2 separate regions of the Homo sapiens genome follow, and region 2 is linked to region 1. A link is an interaction called in ENCODE POLR2A ChIA-PET data of the cell type or tissue named here. Cell type or tissue: MCF 10A. All regions are shown on one strand. Links, peaks and the distances in the headings refer to the core of each region. The heading gives the core; the rest is flanking DNA.

What was found. Peaks named below come from ENCODE experiments on the same cell type or tissue, not always from the same donor. Only the 100,000 strongest peaks of a DNase experiment are listed, where the experiment ranks them.
Region 2: POLR2A ChIA-PET joins it to region 1 with 8 read pairs; 1 of 35 experiments calls an interaction of 5 or more read pairs at or near these places.

Annotation. Positions count from the first base shown.
Region 1 is chr1:171,810,538-171,822,713 of GRCh38, reverse strand. It overlaps the pseudogene RPS15P3. Among named protein-coding and RNA genes, the nearest start is that of DNM3, 25 kb to the left of the region's middle. RefSeq lists enhancers at 3,720-4,705, 4,706-5,692. In MCF 10A, for the core only: no CTCF peak of the experiment used is centred there; a DNase peak (open chromatin) is centred at 4,833.
Region 2 is chr1:172,147,252-172,159,427 of GRCh38, reverse strand. All of the region lies in intron 14 of DNM3 (dynamin 3), which reads right to left. Among named protein-coding and RNA genes, the nearest start is that of DNM3OS, 8.5 kb to the right of the region's middle. In MCF 10A, for the core only: no CTCF peak of the experiment used is centred there; a DNase peak (open chromatin) is centred at 4,667.

The DNA.
Region 1 (12,176 bases), core at 2,511-7,510:
CTATTGGCCTCATTTATTTCTGTGGCAAAAAATGTTTGACCTTATATGTTGCTAACAGGAGATGGTGGAAAGGAGACAACATATTTTAGGAACCTTCTCATGACCTTCCGTCTGGAGATCATCAACCCTTCTTAGCTGTTTTCTCCCACTACCAAGTAGTCATTTTAACATAAGTTTACCTCCAGGAAAAACAGTTACTCTGACAATTTTTATTCAGGTATGTGCCACCAAGCCTACAAACGGACCCCAGGTAGGACCCTACTAACTAGGTGATCAGCTCAGGAAAAGCTGAGTATGATTGGCAGGGTGAGAGAAGTATTATTCTTCAGAGTGACACTGAAATTTTTTAATTTCCTAAAGATTTAGTCTCAGCTCTCAATTTAAAACATCTTAGAATGTTTTTAATTATTAGAAGAAATTTTAAGTATTAGGGAAGGGAGGTTGACTACTAGTAGTAGGAAAAATAAATTACTACCAAGAAGAGCCTGATTGCAGACATCACTCCAATACCTGGGCCAATGCCAGGTCAGTTGAGAAGATGGGTGCTAAATTATATAGTTTCTGAACTCATCTAAACTTAACAATTCTAGAGAGTTAGCCTACTTATTAAGAAAGGTAGCACACAGTATGGTTTCTATTTTCATATCATTTTCCACGTTTCTCTGTTTTAGTATAAATCTATTTTTGCAGATAAAAAACCTAACTGTGATGTGAGACTATTCTTGGGATGTTCAATTTTCTCCTGCTCACATGGGACACACATTACCTTGTCCATTTGCCTCAAGAAATGTGCATCAGAAAGAGATGATGGCCAAGTGAAGGAGAAATCCAGTCCAAGCCAGAGATGTTGAAATCGATGGCTCACATGAAAAGATCCTCAACACCTCACTATAATTAAGTTTATCTGTGGGTCTCCCACAAGACTTTGCAAGAGCTCATCATCCTCTACATGTGAACTGATGAAAAGTGAAGCATAGAGGGATATCTTAACATTAAATACAAGTTGGAAGTCTTGCCAAAAATCAGAGATTACTCAGAGTTTCCATGGGTTTTGGTTGCTCCACTTTAAGAAATGCTCAAGCCCACCAAGTGAGGGTTTGCTATTTGATCCATTTGTCTTTCTAGGGCATATTTTAAAATAAAACTTCAATGCAAAAAAAAATGTTCCATTAATAGCACAGTTTTAATAAATATTGCCTCTGAGAAAGTCCTTCATCTGTTTCCATATCCACACCATCACCTAGGAATGTTTGTTAGGCTCTATTTGCAAATGGTAGCCTGCTCCATGTGACTCAAAGAGAGCTGAATAAAATATACATGTGAGAATATGCCATCTAAATCCTGCTACAGATCTACTCAAGAGAAAAAAAGATACATATTTAAAATAGTTTGGTTGAGTTAAAATGCAACAGGGAATGAAAAGATGTTCAACATCATTAGTCACCAGGAAAAGCAAGTCAAAATCACAATGAGAAACTACTTCATATGCACTAGGATAACTAAAATTTTTTAAATGGGAAATAAATGTTGGCAAAGATGTGGAGAAATTAGGACCATCACACATTGCTAGTGGGAATGTAAAATGGTGCTGTTACTGTGGAAAACAGTTGGTGGCTCCTCAATAAGTTAAACTAGAATTATTATGTGACCTAGCAATTCCACTTGTAGGTATATACCCAAAGTAATTGAAAACAGGTATTTAAAAAAATCTTGTACACAAATATTTGTAGCAGCACTATTCACAATAGCCATAAGGTAGAAATAACCCAAATTTCCATCAACTGATAAAAGATAAACAAAATGTGGTACATCCACACAGTGGAATATTATTCAGCCAAAAAATGTGTCGGATGAAGCACCAACATGTTACAACATGGATGAACCTTGGAAACATTATGCTAGGTGAAAAAAGACAGACACAAAAGATCATATTTTGTATTATTCAATTTATATGAAACATCCAGAATAGATAAATCCCTAGAGACAAATCAGATTGGTGGTTACCAGAAATTGGATTGGGAGGAGAATGGGAAGCAACTACTTAATGTATATTGCATTTCCTTTTGGGGTGACGAAAATAATATGTCTTGGAGCTAGATAGTGATGATGGTTGCACAACTCAGTGAATTTACTAAATGCCACCGAATTGTATACTTTTAAATGATTCTGTGTTATGTGAATGTTACCTGAATTTAAACAATCAACAGAGAGGGCCCATCTATACATATAAACCCTGTATCATCCACAGCCCTTGATCAGGGCTTGACAGCCTTGTTTTAAGGTTGGGATGTGGCACAGTTTTTCTTTGGTCATTGGAAGCCTGATTTCAGCCTTGCATGCCTGCAGCCTGGAGACTAGGGAAGAGAGCAGAGCTGGAAAAAAACATGACTTTGAATGGGCCATGTTCTCTTCTTTCTTCTGCAGGGAGCTAATAGTAGGTGCAGGCTGTGCTTTTCCCCCCACAGCCTTCAGACAATCCCAAGAGCTCCTAAGAGTTATCAACTTATCCAAAGACCAAGAAGCATTGGCCTCGCTGCAGAGCTCTGTTCTCTGGGCTGTGCCCCATGGGCTCAGAGCCAGTGCTTTCTGCATCCACAGCAGTGATTCTGAATAGTCCCACACCAGTATCATTTCCACTTACATTTGCCTAGAAACGTTTAGATGGTGTTACTTTAACTTTCCCTTTCATTACCACACCCTGAATCCTAGACTATTAATACTTATGCAAAGGTATTTGAGTGCTAAACACTATTTTTGTTTTGTTTTGTTTTTGTTTGTTTGTTTGTTTTCAAGCCCATGGCAGAAAAGGAACACTATTTTTAAGCTTTACAATAACCTGACAACCATATGAGGAAACTATCACCACCCTCACTCAACTTCTCTTTCTACTGAGCTCCAGAAGCATGGGTAGGACATGCATGTCTGGCATGCCATAGGCTCTTAATAAACATCTTCCAAAAAGCAGTCATTTTCTGTCTTGAAATTTTGAGATTGCATCTATGCACACATTAATCTTACACAAATCACTTACCTAAAGCATATGCTAAGCTCAGTCACTGTGTCCTCTTTGGCCTCAGTGGTACAGTATTTCAAACAGCACTGGAAGAATTCTCATAGAGACCACGCTATAGGCAGGCGTTGTTATTATATGTATTTTCTTCTCTCATTTAATAAAGTAGCATAAATACCTTTTTTGTTAACTGATTCATTTAATAAACACTTCTTGAGGGCCTTTAGAATACTGTGCCAAGCATTGGAGATAAAAAGAATAATAAACAAATACATAAACTCAAAAAATTTAAATACTTTACTCTCTTTCTTTAAAAGTCTACTTCTAAACCTGGATGGACAATAACATCCCCAACAGGTCAGTAGGTTGGCACTTCAAGACCTAATTTCCAATGCAAAACTCTATTCTTCTGAACACCCTTTTTTTATTGTTCCTATCCAGTTCTAATTATTTATATATGTATTGTTCCATTTTGCATATGTGGTTGCATTACTTTGTGTAGATGGATGGATGGATGAATGGATGATTACACAGATAGATAATTACCTTCATATCTTTCCATGCATTTCATACATTGATATAGGAATACATACACACATACACACACACACACACACACACACACACTACACACCTATTTATATCTTTCTTTGTAACTATATTATAGGCTATTGACGGAGCATTGGCTATGTCTTATAACTGTCATCACATTTTTTTATAGCCCACCCATCTTTGTTCCCCATGCTCACTCCTGGCATCCAGTATGCGCTACATGAAAGTAAGATCTCAAGAAGGGGTGGTGAACTAACCAGGAGGGAAGGAATTTACTTGAGTAACATAGTATTTCCCTTCTCTGTGAAAAGTAGCAGCTATAGAGCAACTTCTTACTCAACATTTGCAGAGCGCTTCAGGGCCTTTCAAATCCTTTTATCTAACTCCACTCTCACAACACTGCCAAAAAGGTAGAGTGATTTTCCCATTTCACCGATGATTAAAACTGAGACCCACATGAGGTAACTGGCTTGTCTAGCTAGTGACTTGTGCTAGATATTTTCTGCATCCCCCCAGAGCCACTCTCCAGCTTCTCCACCCTGCTCTCTTCCTCAGGAGCTGGCCTGCGTGGCCAACGTCAACAACTCCCTTCTCTCTGGCTTTCAGTAAGATGTGGCCAATATAAGGGTCTCCAATGGGAGAGTGGGAGGAGAGTGAAGTGGGTATGTATAACCCTGACTCCATCCCTGTTGGTTCACTGTAAGTTGACTGTGGCCTTAAGATGATGGCCACTGCTCCTCTCAGGTGACTTTCTCCAACTTCTACTCCCCCGTGCTCCAATAGCCACTCTCCCCACTCATGCTTCTTCAGCCAAGTAATGGCTCCCCACACTTGCTTTCTCTGAGACCCTGCACCATCCCTTGCTGGTTTCCCTGAACCCTGCTCACACCCTTGTGAATAGTCTCTCTACCCAGCACCCTTCAATTGCCTACTGTGAATATGCCATATGTCTTACTGGGTTCCTGGGTGATATATGTTAGTCCTGTTCCCACCTTCTAACTCTTGCTCAATCCTCTGAGCTCTAATTCTAAACAGTTGCTTCTCTTGATACCAAATCAAAGGAAAGAGCATCATCATATCACATCAAGCAGCTCCCACTGCCTGTTACCCGTGAGGACCTTCCAGGAGTGCAAAAGCTCCTCACATCCACACTGCTTGGCTCTGCTGGTAAGTTCTGGAGTACAAATGTCTGTACCTGCAGACAGCTGTAGCTTTCTCTCAGTAAACAAATTGGCCCCAGCCACGGAGACATTAGTGGAAACAAGACAGTGACTCATCAGAGAAGCTACAGTCACTTGACCCCCTGTGACTCAGACACATTGTGTTGTCAACAGGGCACTGAGCTGAATAAAAGCTGAATAAACCAATGCTTTGCCTCACCCAGGCTCCTGGCAATCAATGAGTTAAAAAGCACTGAGAATATTAGTCTATTTGCTCCTCCCCTCAAATATCTCTCCTGTGTATCTTCCAACCTTTCTCTGTCATCCCTCCTCTTTCTTCCCCACCCACAAAAAAAAAAAAAAAATTGTTGAAAATGAATCAGATACAGGACACAAGGGTTGCACTTCCAAGATAACAAGCACACGGCCACCAGCCAGCACTGCACTTTGCTTTAATCATTTAGTGGTGCTTGGTATCCACAATTCCAAAAGCCCTGCTTCTCCTGTCTTCCAATTTTAGTCTTAACAAAAGAACACAATTTGAAAAGCCAGTACCCTTAGCTGCCTGGCTTCTGATCCAGTCTCTCTTCCCTAATTATTTCCTTTCTTGGTTGCAACTCCTTCAGCTTTTATAATTTTAAGACCTGTGCCTTTGGCCTGGCCTTGCAAAACTTTGCATATATTAGCTAGATAACTTGTTGAGCATAACATGTTCAATGAAATAACAATAAGCAAGTACCAAGTGTTCAGCATGTACTAAGGCCTTTACTTAGGTTATCCCATTTAATTATTTTAATAACCATGGGAGACTGTGTGTGTGTGTGTGTGTGTGTGTGTGTGTGTTTTACAAATGAGGACAGGCTCAGATGAGTTAAGTGGTTTAGCTATGGCCATGCAGTTACAGTTAATGATGAAAAAAGAATATGAATTTGAATCCAGGTCTATCTATCCCTCGATTCCATAATTTTTACCATTTTCCTACTTCTGTATAGATTTAATTTTCAAAATACAGAGTTCTTCAACTTCAGACAAAAATTCTCAAGAGAAGGCAAAATATGCCATGTTAATTTTTGTAATTAAGTTTAGCACTCATTTATTGAGCACATACTAGGTAACAGGCCATGTGCAATATACCAGAGGCACAAAGGTGGAAAAGATGCCATCTCTGCTTTGAAAGAGCTCACAGTCTACGTATAGAAGAGACACAGCTTCTAAATTTCTTTTAAGTCCCCTGGTTTCCCTTCAGCCCTGGGATTATATAAAAATAATTTTTTGCCTTTGTTTGTGTCAACATCAGAGCTGAAAGATTTCTACTTCTTACTCAGCAACTACAATTAAGACCAGAATAGATGAGCACATTTATGTGTATTTTAGAAAAAGGAAGAAAGGAAAAAGAAAGAAAAAAAAGAAGGGAAGGAGGGAAGGAGGGAGGGAGGAGGGGAGGGGAAGGGAAGGGAGTAGGGAGAAAAGGAAGAATCAGTACATTGGCCTGATTAGTGCTTAAGGAAACAAAGGAACAAATGCTTGAAATCGAAGCTGTCTCCAGAATTCCATGGTATAAGGTCCCTACACCTACATGGCAGGATTCATTCAATAAAAATTTCTTGAACATTTATTATAAGCTATGAATAGAGGCAAAGCGTTCATAGTCAAATGGGTAGAAGGACAAGTTAATCAATAATTACAGCCCAATGTGAGAAAAATCACAGCAGCAGTTCTCATAACACCCCGTGAGAAAACAGGAGAGGAGAATCTAAAGCACACAGGATAGCAGAGAAAGTGAGGATACGGGAAGAAAGTGATATTTGAGCCAAGACCTGAGGTGAAGTGGGAGTTAGCCAAGAGAAAAAGTTGGGAAGAAAACTCCGGAAAGTACACGGGTTAAGCAAAAAACAATGGGGGTAAAAGAACCCCAGGCCTTTTGGTGAGAACCATTGAACACTTGCCTGAAATTCACACCATTAAAGTCACCCCAAATTTTATGTTTTAATTTTTATATGTTTTATTTTATTTATTTAATAATTTTACTTTAAGTTCTGGGATACTTGTGCTGAACGTGCAGGTTTGATAAGTAGGTATACATGTGCCATGGTGGTTTGCTGCACCCATCAACCTTATTTTCATATTTTTAAATAGGTGATACAACCATGGCTCAAAAATTAAAACAATGTGAAAGAGAACCTACTGAAAAACCTTGTTACTGTGCCTGTCTTCGTCCTCCCCATCCTCCCCAGCCCATGCACCTGTCCCCATCCCTTAAGTAACTATTATGAAATAGTCCTTTGTATGTCTTTCCACTGCTTCTTTATGCAAATACAAGTCAATACGACTATATATATGTACATAATTCAAGACTTTCTGAAGGCATATGCGTTTTTTACTACGCTAAAGCATTGTATTACTTGGAGAAAGTAAAATACATATTTTAACGTTCAAAATAATGATTTTCTTGGATTGTTATTGTTGGTAGTCTTCATGGATGGAGTGCCCCCTACATACCATTACAGCTAAGGTCACAACTTCATTTTATAGATGAAGAGAAATGAGACTTAGAAACGTCAAGTAACGTGTCAGGTGCAGACAGCTAGTGAGTGGCAGAACTGGGGTCAGCAGAGGGAGGTGGTGCCCCCTCCTCCAGAATCCTATTTCAGAGAAATGGCCCTACCATTCACCTAATCACTAGAGCCAGAAACCTGAGTCCTTCTCAGCTCACATGAGGTCAATCACCAAGTCCTATTGATCTGAGCCTGTTATTATCTTTCAAATCCATTCCCTCCTCTCCACCCCATCATTGTCTCTCACCTGGTCAAGACCTAGATTTCTGACTGGTCTTTCTCCTCTAGACTGATGTTGCCTCCAATGTAGCCTCCATTCTGCTGCTGGAGTGATCTTTATAACACATAAATCTGATGGTATCTCTCTGCCTCAAAATCCTTCCAAGGCTCCCAGTTGCTAAGAGTATGAAACCTAACTCCTTTGCATGGCATAGTTGAGCCCTACTCACATTTCCTGACATTCCCACCACAAACCTAATGCTTCAGAAAAACCAAACCACTTCAAGTTTCTAGAATCCTCCAGATGTCTTCTGTTTTGGGTCTTTGCCCAGCCAAGTCCTCTGCCTAAACCACTCTTCTCACCCTTGGCAAACTCCCCATCCTTCAGCTCATGCAGTATATTTTCTGGAAGCCACCCACGTCTCCCCTAAGCAGAGTGGCACAGTCTTTGCCTGTGTTTTTGTTCATACCGATATGAAAGCAGTCACTTTGTGGTCATGAATGGTTTTTGTGTGTTTCTCCACATTAATCTTCACATTCTTTCAAACTAAGAACAACAGTAATTTACTTCTAATTTTATTTTATTTTATTTTTAGTGTAGTCAAATGAAGCAGTGGGAACAGAGCAGGAACAAAGGAACAAAGAAATCTGTTACTGGTTGTGATCGATTGGTTGTAAACACCACCGCATCACTGCATTGCACCACTACATCAGCCCCTTTTTTTTTTTTTTTTTTTAGATGGAGTCCCACTCTGTCGCCCAGGCTGGAGTGCAGTGGCGCAATCTCAGCTCACTGCAACCTCCACCTTTCAGGTTCAAGTGATTCTCCTGCCTCAGCCTCCCAAGTAGCCAGGATTACAGGTGCACACCACCACTACTAATTTTTGTATTTTTAGTAGAGATGGGGTTTCACCATGTTGGCCAGGCAGGTCTCAAACTCCTGACCTCAAGGAATCCTCCTACCTCAGCCTCCCAAAATGTTGGAATTACAGGCGTGAGCCGCCACACCTGGCCTGCACCAGCCACTTCTAATTTTAGATTCACAGTGCCTAAGATGGTGCCTGTCACATAAAAAGGCTTCCGTATGTATTTTTAGGTGTTTGTTATATGAATAATTCCCAAACCAGGCTCTTTTCATTCATTACCCAGACTGTCTCCCTCAGTAGTTCATTATTACCACAGGGGTGGTTTTACCTGGTACACAGATTTGAAGGAAATCTCTTGGATTATGGGCACATGATCCAATCTCAATAGAGAGCAGTAGTAGGACTGAAGAGTCTTGCAGAACACTGAATTCTTTTGAAGCCATGGTGAGCCTGCAGGAGGAGGAGGATCTGGTGACCCTGAAACAAGGAAACAAAGATCAAAAAGATAAATCTTACCTACTTTCTAATTTTACTTTTGGCAGGTCTAGAGTCAATCAGATGTATTTGAGGTTCAGGCTTAATAACCTTGAATACTAATCATGAGTTTATCAGTGTTATGCTACTACATGCAGCTAGGAAAGAATCTAAATATTAAGGGCTCATAATTCTATAAAAATTAGCACCATGACTCTTAGGAATAGAAAAAGAAATTCCTCTAATAATTGATTCTAAAACTTGGGTTAACGTAAGAATCATCTCAGCAGGTTTTTAAGTTTTCAAGGTCCCATCATAGAGCCACTGATTCAGGGGGGCCTGGAAGTTTTTTTTTTCCAACAAGCAACCCAAGTGATAATAATGTAAACAATGCTTAAAGTGGTCTCCAAAGCTTTTTTTTATTATACATCCCATATATTTAATTTTTTATTCATAAATTATACTCTGTTTCTGTACCTATACATAGAACATCCTCAGAATTAAAATATTTAAAAGATAAAATGAAGATAAATCTAAATAGAATTTTTAATATTATCTTTCCACCCAACAACAGATCATCCCAAGTATGTATCAATGTGCATCCCAAGAGCAAGGCTGCCCCTCAATAAAATCAGCATCTATTTTAATGGTCTCAAGGGCCTCATTTAGGGACATGTCCAACTACACAGTTTTTTTAATCTGTTGAGGTTCTTCTGTGTACCAGGGACTGTGCTAGACCATTTCACTCCAGATTATCTCATGTAATCCACCTAGTAACCCTGCAAGATAGGTATTATTAATAACAATTACATATTTGGAGACTGAAATTCAGTGAGATCCATGTAGGTTGCCTAATGTCTCATAGATAACAAATAATGAAAAAGGAATTTGAATCCAGGTTTCTAATGTTTTCCACTATATTATGTATATATGTCAGTTAAGAGTGTATTTAGCTGCAAGGGAACAGAAATTCAGTTACAATGATTTAACTAGATAGTGGTTTATTTTTTCTGTAACAAAAAGTCCCCGTGTATGGAATCCAGGCTGGTAAAGAGGTTCTATAATGACACCAGGTACACAGGTTTTTTCTCTCTTTCTGTCCTGCCATCTTTAGTAAGTAGTTTTTATCACAAAATAGATATTTCTACCTCCAGGCATCACAGCTCTATTCCTACAAGAAAATAAAAATGGGAGAAAGGACAAAAGACAAAAGATAAAAGCTAAAAAGGCCCTTACTCAGCCCCATTTAATAAGCTTTCCCAGGAGCCCCACCTGGTAACTCGATCTTGAATCTCATTGGCCAGAATTGTGCCACAAACCCACCTATAGCCGCAAGCTGTGTACAAGCTGTGTACAAGCTGTGTACTTTAAGCTGGGCATAGTTGGGACAAAATTGGATTTCTCCTAATTAAGAAGCAGAGATTGAATTTAGTGGATGCAACCAGGAATATCTGCCACATTACTTCTGTCTTAACCCCAAAACTACCACTGCATTGTAGCTACTACAGAAACTAATACAGTCTAAGCATCCCAGGAAGAGAATCTTTTCAAGTCATGTAGTCCATATCCCCATCTAATGCTAGGATCCAGTATACTCTATCATGACCAAGAGATCATCCAGCATCTGCTCGAAACTCCTAGGATGGGAAAGCTTACAACTTTACTCTGAAATCTCTTCTACTTGTGAGAGGCTTTAATTGTTGGAATTTCTATTCTAGTAAAAATCACAATGTATCATATTTACATTTTTACACTGGCGTCTTAGGACCGGGGGCTGTTATTTATTCATCTCTGTACCCGGTACAGTTGTCATAAAGAGGTGACTCAAGAAAAGATTCAAGGAATAAATGGAGAAATCTTTTTTTTATACTGAGATTAAATGATTCTTCTAACCACTTAAAAAAAAAAAAACACCTCTTTTTTTTCTCCCAGGCCCATTCCATTCAACTGCACTGTCATGTTCAGTTAATAAGCAATATGAAGAGTGATATATTAGGGTCACATCCCAGGAGCTGGTCAGGATGTATAAGAGGCCCTGCAGAGCTCTGGAAATAAGCTCTGATCAGGAAGAAGTGAATGTGCTTTAGAGAACAGCTTGTGATCTGGACCCACACACCACTGAGAAGAAATGGGGTTCCTGGAGGGAAGACCCCAAACCAAAATTCACCACTCTTTTCCTGGTCTCTGCCAATCTGAGTTTCCATCACTGCTTGGTAAATTTTCCACTACAACACAGGGAATCAAGGAAAATGATGCACATGCATGTGCACGTGTGTGTGTGTGTGTGTGTGTGTGTGTGTTTTCAAACAAGTTTCTCTCTGGGATTACGGCCCTTCCCACTCTTTCTCTTCCAAGAGCACAATCACTGCATCCTCTGGTGTGCTCATATGCATAAGTAGTTTTTACTCCAAAGTAAATGGAGGAGACAAACTAAGTGGAGATGTAAGTTCACAAGGTTCAAGTGATTGAAAGCTAAGATCTCCAGCTAGGCAGGACAAGATCTGATCTTATGATGACTTAACTTCTCTAAGCTCCTGTTTCCTCATCAGTGAAGCAGGAATAGCAATATCACCACCTCAAATGTTGTTGTGCAGATTAAATGAGATACAGCCTGTAAAACACTTACCACAATGTCTGGTACATATAGTGCTTGGTAAGTATCAGCCTATCATTGTCAACATCATTCTACTTAGCCCATGAGTTTGGCACAGGTTCTTCTCCTTTTGCAGGCTCTTTCCCTAGCCCTGACCTTCAAGATAATTCCTAGGCCAGGTGCAGTGGCTCATGCCTGTAATCCCAGCACTTTGAGAAGACAAGGCTGGAGAATCGCTTGAGGCCAGGAGTTTGAGACCAGCCTGAGTAACATAGCAAGACCCTGTCTTTACAAAAAACAAACAAAAAAATCTTTAATTAGCTGGGCGTGGTGGTGCCTGCCTGTAGTCCCAGCTATCCAGCAGGCTGAGGAGGGAGAATCCCTTTAGCCCAGAAGGTTGAGCCTGCATTGAGCTGTGATTACACCTCTGCACTCCAGCCTGAATAACAGAGTAATACCCTGTCTCAAAAAAAAAAAAAAATTCACCCCACATGCCCAAGCCATATGTAGCTCCCTCAGTACTATAGGCCTATGGAAAAGGAAACCCTTTTTCTAACTGGGCTCCTTCTTTGCACCTGGCTCATAGACTTGCTAGTAATTCCCAGGTTTCCTTCCCAGAAATAGTCTCATCCACCTTTCTTGATGACAAACCAGCACAATTTGGATGCCCCCAAGTTAGCTCTCTTTTCATTTCCTTCCCTTTACTCTTTGCCTTTTTCAAATAGTAGTAACAAGCACATAAATCCT
Region 2 (12,176 bases), core at 2,617-7,616, 340 kb before region 1:
CAGTTCTAGGTGGAGCAGACTATATTTACCACGGCAGTCTTGGACAATAACTCAATGTGAGATGAACTTGCTGTAGCAGAAACACAAACTTATTTTCAAGTAAAAATGCTTTTTCTGAAGATAATACATTTAAAAAGTGTGAGGCAAAGAAGACAAAAGTCTGATGAATCTAGTAGGACTCACACACAGGTAATGCTTGTTCTTTTCCATAGACGGCTTTTTTCTCCAACCATAACTTTTTTGCATAGCTTGGCATTAAGTAGAATGTAAAAAGAGGCAGTAATTAATAAATAATGCCAATGGGTCTCAAGTTGCAAGATAATTTTCCAAAGGACGAATGTGACCATTTAGATGACTTGACTCACTGCCTCTCTCATTTTGCCCCTTATTTGTGAGTATGTGATCATACATACATAGCAGCAAGCAAAACAACGCTTAGGTTTAAAGCTTGATCATGTGCAGAAAGAAGAGAACAAGATCCCCAGCATGTTTTTATCAACACTAAGATTATTCATAAAGGATTATTATTTTAATAAAGTAACACCTAATTTATTAAGCCATAATGCTTATAACTGTAGCTCACATAGTAGAGTATTAGGGAATCTTTTATTTAATAGTAAACACTTTTTTTAAGTATCAAAACTTTTTCTCTATTTTACATCAAACCTATCAATAAAACTTTAAATTCTTTACTTGTCTCTGAAAACAAACCCAAACAGTATCTTTTAGCAAGAGAGAGTTAGTTTATATATTGATTTTAAATTTGGACTTTAGATTTTTTCATTGGTTTGCTTCTATTGACTAGAAACATCTTTCTAATCAGTAGAAACCAAAAGTCCTCTGCCTAGGTTTCAAGGCCTCCATCATCCATCTCACTCATTTATTCAACCTTGTTTCCCTCTCTTCTCACTGCACACTGTCTGTTCTGGACAGGCGATCCTGGATGTTCTCTAGGTCTGTCTTTTCCACTGCCTGTGCCTTTGCTCATGTTCTTCCCACTAGCAGGAATGTTCTCCTTTTTTCATATGCTTCTTCATGGTCTCTCTGTTTTCCAGATCTACCTTCTCCTCCAAGAAACCTTCACTGGTACATTCCTGATCCCCTCTCCATGCCCATCATTGTACCACTCAGATCTTAAGCAGGTCCCAGTTATCAACCTTATCTACTCCTATTCTTCCCCTCACCTTATTCTAGCTCCTCTGGCCTCCAGGCACACTCTTGCCTCAGGGTCTTTGCACATACTGTTCCCACCATTTGAAAGGCTCTTTCCTCAGTCATCCGCATGCTTACTTCCTCACTGCTTGCCAATATAATCTCAAATACCACCTTTCTTAACCATGCTACTTAACATTGCAACCCCATTCCCAGATTTTCTATTCTCTTTCCTTACTATATTGTTTGCACTTTATTATCATGCAGGCAGGATTTTTGTCTGTTAAATTTACTGCTGTATCCCCAGTGCCTAGAATACTGTATGGCACATAGTAAGTACTCTAAATACCTGCTGAATACATTAAGTGAATTTACTGAATGTTAACTACAGTTGTCTCTTGGTGTCTGTGAGGGATTGTTTCCAGGACCTACCATGGATGTCAAAATCCAAAGATACTCAAGTCCCTTATATAAAATGGCACCATATTTGCATACAACCTATGTACATCCTCCTGTATACCTTAAATCATCTTATTTAAAGATTGTAAGTAATCACTTATAATACCTAATGCAGTGTAAATGCTGTGTAAATAGTTGTTATATCATATTGTTTAGGGAATAATGACAAGAAGAAAGCCTGTACATGTTCAGTACAGACCCAATTTTTTTCAAATATTTTCAATCTGCAATTGGTTGAATCCACAGATGTGAAACCCATGGAATTCAGAGGGTCAACTGTATATCCTAAGTGCTTCATAAATACAATAAATTAAATGAATTTACTGAAATGTATGTCCTAAATGCTTGATAAGTATTATCTTGTTTAATCCTCACAATACTCTATGGCAGAGGTTCCCAACCCCTGAACCACGAACGCAGTACCAGTCCTTGGCCTGTTAAGAACCAGGCCATACATATTTATAGCTGCTCTCTATCACTTGAATTACCACCTGAGCTCTGCCTCCTGTCAGATCAGCAGCAGTATTAGATTCTCACAGGAGTGCAAACCCAATTGTGAACTGCACATGCAAGGGATCTAGGGTGTGTGTTCCTTATGAGAATCTAATGCCTGATGATCTGTCGCTGTCTCCCATCATCCCCAGATGATGGAAAACAAGCTCAGGGTTCCCCCTGATTCTACGTTATGATAAGTTGTATACATATTTCATTATATATTACAATGGAATAATAATAGAAATAAAGTGCACAATAAATTTAATGCACTTGAATCATCCCAAAACCATCCACCTCATCCTGATCTGTGGAAAAATTGTCTTCCATGAAACCAGTCCCCGGTGCCAAAAAGGTTGGGGGTCTCCTGCTCTATGAGAAAGGTTCTATTACTCCCAATTTTGCAGATGGAAAAATGTAACACAGAGTGAATTAACTACAGTTAAGTAACTAGCAAGTGGCAGTGTTGGGAATCAAGTCTTCTAACTTAAAAGGACAATGTCTTTTGCACTTTATATGTCCTTTAATGCTTTATATGTCCTAAATGCTCTTACATACATTCTATCCTTACTGCAAAAATAAAAAAATGAGCGATTACTGAAAAGAGTTAGTTTATTTATAGTATACAATCACTTTCTAAAAAAGAATTTAAGGCAATTAGCTTTAGATATAATTTTTCTCTTCCAGAAAAAAACAGGAGGAGGAGGAGGGAAAGGAGGAGAAAAAAATGAACACCTACATTATAACAATTACTTGCCAACATTAGGCGAAAAAAAGTAGGGAACCCAAGGCTTGGCTCTAGTGTCTTTCTAGGAATTATTAGGTAAGAAAAACATCCTGAATCGTCTGGAACATGAAATAAATCTATACTAAGTCTAGGTACTCAAAACTAAGAAGATTACAAAAATATAAATTGCAGGCACCTAGTAAGTCCACAGTCTGTTAGTACTACAGAGCCTGGTCCAGGAGCCATTGTCCATAGGATAGGATGGGGATGGAGCATGAGTTTTAAGTAGAAACAATAAAACTGATGAAGGCTAACTGAGCTGTTATCTATACCATAAACACTGGGGTGGTCATATTAGATTTTTACAGCCAACAGCAGTTCTTACTGGTTGATGCCCCTACTGTCTGGGTTGCTAAATATTTTGGAAATCATCCCTGAAGCTAACATTTTTTTAAGTGCTTAATATACACTGGACACTATGCTGAAAGCTTCCACAGATTAATCCATATAGTCCTCCAACATCCCTATGAAGTAGAAACACTTATTATCCTCGTTCTATGGATGAAAAAAGCCACAAATGATAAATAACATTCACCAAGTCACACAGCAAAGTAAGCAGTCAAGCTGGACGCACACCAAGGCCTTCTAGCTCCTTAGTCTCTCCCTCAGTCACTGCACTCTACTGCCTAACAACAACCAATGGTTTAGCATTGGCTAAACAGACCATATAATATTTTTAGATAAATCTAAACTTATGTGTAGATTTATATTTATCTGAAATACTAAAATCACTATCTTTCTTCTTAACAATTGTTTTTGCCCCTTAGTCATCCCAAGCAAACTCCTTGAAGGTATAAAGTTTGTATTTTCTACCTTAGTATCTCCAGGACAGAGTCTAACATCACAGGCGTCTGATAAATGTTCATGGAGTGAGTGAAAAAATAAAAGAATGACATAACTGGATGTTTACTTTTACATCTCACCTGAAAAATGGCACTTTCCATAGATATAAAGCCCCTTGGCTCTGAGTGTAGGCTTAGACAAATTATGTATTAATTATTAAGTGTAGCCAGCTAAAAAATCACCAGAGCAGAAGTTACAATAGTAAAACTAACAAAAATACAAACAAGCACCATATTAAATAAGAGTATATAAAATAAACCTTAATTAGCTTCTTTTCTCCACCATAAAGCAGGAGAGAAATTAAGCCATGGAATGAAAGTTTTAATTTACTTAAGTAAATGAACAATTTAATGTTATGATCTTCCTGATCTTATAAAAATATTACAGGTTTTTTTTTTTTTGCAAAGCACAAGGCCTACCAAGTTGAGAAATGCATGTTTATTACTCCTAAACATAGGTATGTATGATTTGGTCATGTTTATTAAAGGAAAATCACAATTGTATGGTTGGCCTTTATGTTTCAAATATTAACATTTTTATTAATCACAATACATTTTATCTTAACTGAGTGTGTTCCTCTTTAAATGGCAATCTCATAACATATTTAAACTGTATAAGGATCACTAAATAGAAAATTTAAAAGGAACCTCCAGAATATTTTTCTCAAAATAAAAACAGTTCAATCTTTTTCCTCTCATCTGCCTTACTCATATACCTTTTCATATACAGAGTTTTAAATAGCTATATTAAAACTTAGGATAAAATTCTCCTCTCCTTAAAAGGGGTGATCTTAAACTAACAGAAAAGAGCCTTTTCTTGCTTCCTTCCCTCTTCTCATTCTCAGAATAATGTCTGCCTACCAAAGACTAGAATGAGACTTTCGTTTTAATTTTAACTGAAGCACATGTCATAGTTGTATTACTACACTACATCAACAGGAAACAAAATTACTCATCCATTCCACTGAGATAGCTAATACTAGAAGACTCAACACATTTTCTCCCTTCTTAAAGGACCTATGTGATAGGATTAGGTTTTGCAAATTCCAAAATACATTTACGGGGTGGGATCTAAAAATGGAATTCCTTTGCCATTCACTTTAGTTTTAAACAGCTTGTTTATCTTCTTCCTGCTAGCACAAAATGCAGTACAGAAATGGAAACCAGATTTCTTTATGTAGTGAATTTCATGTGGTTTCCACATTTCTCCTGGTAGTAGATTCCCAGCAAACACACATCTAAATAAACTACTCCGTGAGTGAATTTTAAGTCAGATGGCATCTGTAGCATTTTGTGGCACTTCTAAACACACTCTCAAATGCTCCAAAAATGGCCTACACATTGTGGCATTCTTCAACTCAGTTTTAAAATCTTTATACAGGTAAATAAAGATTATATAATGTAAACTAGGAAGGTGATTTTTTAGTGGCCTTGATTCTTACTCAGAAGGAATCCTCTTTCTTTGACTCCTTCCATTCAAGAAAATCTCAGATTAATTAATATGTGTTTATTCACCTGATTCCATTTGGGAAACCATTGTAGAGCATACCTAGAAACTACAGGCATGGCCCTGGACCTCAAGATGCTTCTAATCAAGTTAGAAAGATAAGATATAAATGTCAGAATAAGTGAAACGACAGTTTAAGAAGAATCAGCAGGTCACAAGCAACGAATGAATGAACGAATGAATGGAACAGACGATAAGGTCTATATATGTTATTTGGAAATATTTGGTATGCAATATTCTTTGGAACCTTAGAAAACTGCTTTTAAATAAAAATATGATCAATCTGTAACTCCATCCTTCTTTCTCCACCCTTCTGAAGACACTTAATGTTTAAAAAATTCAAAAGCTACTGGCTCATAGAAAAATTACTTTAAAGGCCACATGGAAGTATCAAAGCAATTAGTTTGGGAGCTATTTGTTTTTAAGAATGCACACCTAGGGTTTAATTCATCTGACTGAAAATTTAAGGAGAAGAAACAAAATCTTATTAAATAACCTAACACATTTTTTTACCAATAACCTCAATTCCAACTTCATGTTCTAAAAAAGAAACAGGACGAATAGGGGCTGGAGAGAAGAGGAATACTCAGAGAAAGTTTCGTGCTGAATGGAGGAAAGATGGAAAGAAAAGATGAAATAGTGGAAAAGAGGAGGAGGAAGAAGGGCAAAAACTAATAAGCCTGTTTTACTGAATGCTTTCTGATCATGTGATTGATGCATATATTGAAGTATGGGAAATTAACACATATCACTGCCTTTTGATAAAATAACTAGTTTAATATTCTCTGCTCCTATTCTCTGTAAATGTTCAGGGACAACATAAAAGTCACCAAGGGTAGAAATGGTATTTGCTACAACACCATAACCACTTTCCCTAAGGCATTGCCATGGCAATCCTCCAAACTGTTGCCGTATGAACTTGTTGCAGAATGTTTTCAAAAGCATCCCAATTTATTTTATCCATATCATCGAATTAGGCCTCCCAACCACCTCTGAGGTAGGTATCTTTCTTTACACCATTTGACAAATGAGGAAATGGCACAGCTGAACTTGAACCAATCAATTCTAATGCTCCTTCTCTGATATCTCAGTTGAATCCAAAAAAGCAAAGGTTTCATTTAACTTCAAAGAAGTAGAATTTGTTAAAGAAAGATGAAATTTTGAAAGTAAATATAACTAATTAAATCTGTACAAACACTAAATCACCAAACAGTTTCTGCTCTGGGCGCCGAAACACTTGGCTTTAGTGTTTTCACTGTGAATGTTAATTCAAAGCTTTTATTTCACAATCACATTGTACATTGGTAAGCAAGTTATCTTACACAGTTATGTAAATTATCTTACATGGTTAAAAACCGTTTTTAACATGGCCCTTCTAAACAGTTTCTGTCCGCATGCACATACACAAAAAACTCACTAAAATTCCTCTATAATGAATGTGAAGGAGACACATACCGTGGGAATGGTAGCTTTAAGTGGGGAATTTGATATACTCAGAAATCCTCCCATATACATACACAGGACAAATGCACTGAAAATGATATAGTATGGGAATGCAACAGAAGTGGCATTCATCTAAATTTGTCTGAATCTACAACATGCAATCTAAAACAAAATCAAATTAAATAATAATAAAATAGTTACAGTTGACATTACCTCAAATCAGATCCAACCTAACCCGTATAAGAATCACAGGGTGAGCAATACTAATTATTTTATGATCTGAAGACAAAGATAGAACTAAAATTAAGGTTGATTTACGAAGTACATAGGGCAAAATTTACTGGAAAATCAACTCCCACTAGCTTTCTTGTTCTTTGTTAAAGATTAAAAAGAATGAGGGACTCAACTTTCCAAAAATTAACCAATTGAATTGTAGTACTAAAAACTTCTGGGTCTGGGATCACTGAAAAAAAAAAAAAAAGGAAGGGAAGTCCATTATCTTCAAACTGGCTTTACCACTAGCAGAAGGCAATTACTTCTGGCAAATTCAAAAGAATCCTTTTAGCCAGCACGGTGGCTTATGCCTGTAATCCCAACACATTGGGAGGCCAAGGTGGGAAGATCCCATGAGTCCAGGAGTTTGAGACCAGCCTGGGTAACACAGGGAGTCTCTTCTCTACAAAAAAATAAAAAAATTAAGATTAGCCAGGCATGGTGGTGCACACCTGTGGTCCCAGCTACTTGGGAGGCTGAGAGGTAGGAGTATCACTTGAGCCCAGGAGGTCGAGGCTGCAGTGCGCCATTACTGCACCACTGCACTCCAGCCTGAGTGGAAGAGTGTTTCAAACAAACAAACAAACAAAGACTCCTTTTATACCACTTATCCTCACTGTTTTCCTCTCTTCAGAAAACTTAAAAACAAACAAACAACAATTAGTGCACTTCTCAGTACTAACTTCATGAGACCCTGAAAATGCCTATGGATGCAAGTTGAACTCCAAGCACCTGCCCTAGTAGTTGACACACACACTGGCCAGGAAGCACCTGAGACCACCCCACATATTCTCAATGAAGTACAAATCCTTTAAAGAAAAAATGATTATTTAATAATCTACTAGCTTTTCAGCAAAACAAGACATTATTTCAAAAGCAATCATAATCCATTCTGGCCAATGAAAACAAAGGCTAGTTTTTTCTTGAAGAACCTGAGGAGAGATGGAAACAAAGTAAATTGTACCAGAGGAAAACATTTTGTTATAAGACAGAAGATTGGGAGTAAAGTGAGTGTTCCCCAAACAAAAATGAACCAATAGTACACAAAATGTGTGTGTAGTTTTAAAATGCATTCAGTGACAGCTCCACTCGAATAGAAACCAATAACTTGTTGCATTTGCAAAATTACAAAGGTATTTCTTACCCAGTATTTCCATGTTAACCTTTAACTATTGCTATGAAGCTCTGACAGGCAAAAGTTAAAACAATTAAAAAGACTGAAACGTCTATACACTAAAACTAACGTTTAAGATTACAAAAAAACACTGCACATGCGCTAGGCTTAAAATAATATTACCTTAAAAAGAGAAAAGAATTTATTTTGGTGTTAATAATTCTCACATAGAGATGATCTAGTTTAAATATATATACAAATACATACACACTTATATACATATTTACATATACTATATACACATATATATGCTCACATACATTTGTACACACAATTGCATATATATCTAGATCTATTTATCAGTCTACCTATCCATATATCTGTAATAAAACCAGATAAACTCAAGGGTGAGAAAGGTTATGATGGCTTTTCAAAAAGATTCTCCAAATGGTTATCTTAAGAAGTCAGCTTCCATTACAGTGTTTTTAAAACAATCCTGGGTGGCTGGTGTGTCCCGCAGCAGCCCTACCTGCATAAAGCTTAGCTCTGGGCCAGGCCCTGTTCTAAGCTCTTTTCAGAAAACCCTGTTTTAGAGATGAGAAAACCAGAGGTCAGAAAAGTTAAATAATTTGCCAAGGAAGCATCATAACAAGCTGTGAAGCCAGGATTCAAACCCATGCCAGCTGGCTCCAGAATACCCACACGACACTACCTCCTTGAGCTTCTGCTTCCTCATCTGTAACCATGGAGAGATCCTACCTTTCAGGATTGCTGGATTAAATTATATCACATGTGAAAGACACTAGCATGGACCCTGACATAAAATCAGTGCTCAAAACAAAATACTAACTAACTAAACAAAACAAACCTCTAAATTCAGAAAACAGTATATGTTATTGTCTCTATAGCTTTTGTAGTCTCCTCCTGAGTGGCAGTGAAATGGCACTGAATCTGATTCTGTGTGGCAAATGGAAATCATTTTTAGTTGATTAATACTAAAATAAGTGTTTATAAAGATATGTGATTAATACTCATTTGCAACCTGTAAATAACCTTTCAACATGAACCAATTTATATGCCAAGTACTTTTTTTGGTATGTAAAAGTAAAGCCAATTTCCATGATGGCATGAATAGAAGTATTCTAATATGGTCTCATATGTCCTTAGAAACTAGAGTAAATTCTCTGGAAACTGAACAGAATTGAGAAGGCTAGTTAAAGTATCTATAATGGACACAGCTAAACAGACTTATGTTGGATCAAACCCTTTTAGAAATTCATGTAATTTGGGTTTCCCCTTTTGTATATACTAGAAGATTAAAATCCTAAAATAAAGGCAATGTGCTATGTATTACGCAAGTATGCCTATCATTACTTAAAGACTTAGAGCTTCTAAAATGACCTACTGCATAATTGCAGGTATTCTGGGTAAAGCAGAAAGCTTCCCTTCACACACATGCTTCCTTGTAGCCATTATGCTTAACATGTATCCCCATCCACAGAAAGGGTACTTTCTCCACCCCTGCAAAAAAAAAAGTAGTTTCTGTGTCCTTATATTATGCACATACAGGTATTTTTTCCTTAGGATATCATGCATATTCATTTTTGAGTCACACTAAGGAAATAAAATACTGGTGATGCCAAAAGACATCAGGAGTCAATATTCTAAAATTGTCAGTGACCTGAGGACACCATGATTCTCTTGTCCAAGGGAACCAGCCCTCATTTTAAAGTCTGATTGTAACATGGAATTCAACGGGAGCTCATAGCACATAGCATTCAGATGATGCTTGTCAGCTTTTGAGGGTGTAAGCAGGCAGCAGACTACACTGCTAGTATGCTCTCACTTAAAATCTGCCTGAAAAGGCCAGCAACAATTTTCTAATCCCTTTAACTTGCCTTCCCCTAAAGATTTCAAGACAGTGCTTCCAATTTTATTGGAGTCATAAATCATATATTTACTTTCTTGCGACTGGTATCCAATAGAGCTAGAGTTTTTAAGGTTTGTCTGCTGGATGTATTATGCTACTGAAATATAAAAATGGCTGCTGTGCACGCCAGTGGTTAGTAAAATTCAAAGACGTAACATTATCTTTCTCAATTGATTTGAGGAAAGAATGTTCATAAAATATATACTGCTTTTGGTTAGGAGCTTATTTCTAAATAAACAGACTCAGCAATGGAAATTTTAGAGACGGGCAAAAACAAAACATGCGTCCGTAAATGTACGTTTTAAAATCAATTCTCTCACAATCTTTGTCTTTTGCAAACTTTCTGAAGACTGTAAAATCAGTTGCATTAAGTTTATGATTTATAGCTTTCTGATTTAACTTCTTTTTCAGTTGTTGAAGGAAAATCTCTTACTCCTCTGAAATATTTCTCCTTTATTTTACAGGCTGATGTTGCATCTCTGCCTAAGAAGGCACTTCACTGCAGTGATTTGAGGGAAGCCATTTGTTTGTGATTCAGGAAAGGGAAGAAAAGTGGAATGCTCTGCTACAACATATCTATTCCTTTGAGCCCTAACAAAATAGGAAATGCAGGAGATTAGGGGACTGCATTGCCTCCAATTAAAAAAAAAAGTGCTAATCTACACAACATAAAGCCAAACTAAGTGGGGCTATCTTCTCTAATTTGCAATGAACTAAGGTCAGCTAGATTTTTATCTTAGATACAAACTGGGAAGGAGAAAACAACAAGAAAGGAAACACTACAACTTGGTTAGATCCTGCTTTTCACACAAGATTATATCACTGGTAGCTGCACAGGATGCTTCCAGAACATTAGAAGGCCAAAAATAAGCAAGGAAATATGGTTGGTTCAATGTTTACATTTATTTCAAAAAGAATAGTTCAATCTGGTGCGTAGCTGCAGACACATATATAAATATTAAAAGCACACTATGTTTTTTATTTATGATTTTTTTAAGAGAGCTGTAATTCTTAAGTTATTATCATGACGAATATTTGACCAGAAACCACATGCATACCATATAGCTCTTTACTCATTCTTTTAACAGTTTACTAAATGGACTACCATCAGCCAGTCAAAAAAAAAAAAAATACAAATATATTGTTCCTGCCTTCAATTAGCTTATATTTTATCTAGGAAAAAAAAGTTTAAATACATAAAATAACAGTACAGGTAACGTCTTAGTACAAAACTGTGAAAGCGCAGCAGATAATTAATTGGCATTTTAACAACAGGAAATATAAGCACTATAAGAATTCGGTAGGGGAACAAGTTGTTTCTGTAGGTTGACAATATCCTTCTGAGCACAGAAAAAAACTGAGTTTTTCCATTTGTGGACTCTGATGAAATAATGTTTAAGCTCTCTGAGCTTTAATTTTATCATCAATAAAATGGGGATGATAATAATAGCTACACTATAGGATTATTATAAGAAACAAATACGTTGTACATGAATGGATTTTGTAATCTGTAAAGAAGCTGTAAAATGACCATTGAGAAAGTAGTCAAAGGAATCATGCCAAACAGTTACCATTAGTTTGGGAAGACAGAAAGGGTTAAGAAGTTGGAAGGGATAATGATGATTAAGAAGTTGGAATGGATAATGATGATTAATTTTTTTCTTGACATACCTCTCTATTGTTTGAACTTGTGCACTAATCTTGTAACAAAAAAAACTTAAGGCTATAAAATATTAGCTGAAGTACGCATATCTGGATATCACAAAATAATTGTAAACACTAGTAACCCTGCCCCTTTAGAGGTACACAGAAAGAAGCCTCAGTCCTGGTTTCAATTTGAGAATTTCCAAAGTCATAAAAATGTGCCAAGATTGGGAACAATAACTAACTGAAACAGCGTTTCCTTTTAATAACCCTTTATAATAGAGCAAATTTTGTAGTCACCCAAAACCATCTATTGATTCAATAATCACTTTGGTCAACAACTTTTGAAATAAGCAAATTAAATAACTTTAGTTCCTCAAAGTCAAGGATTTGTCATGTCCAACCTTGCTTTCTAGGGCCCAATACATTTTGGGTATTCAAGTGATAACTTTACAGACGTAAGAAAAGTTATTAAGGCATTTCCAAATCAATGCCAAGGACTTTTCAGAGCAGAATGACCAACTTTTTAAACT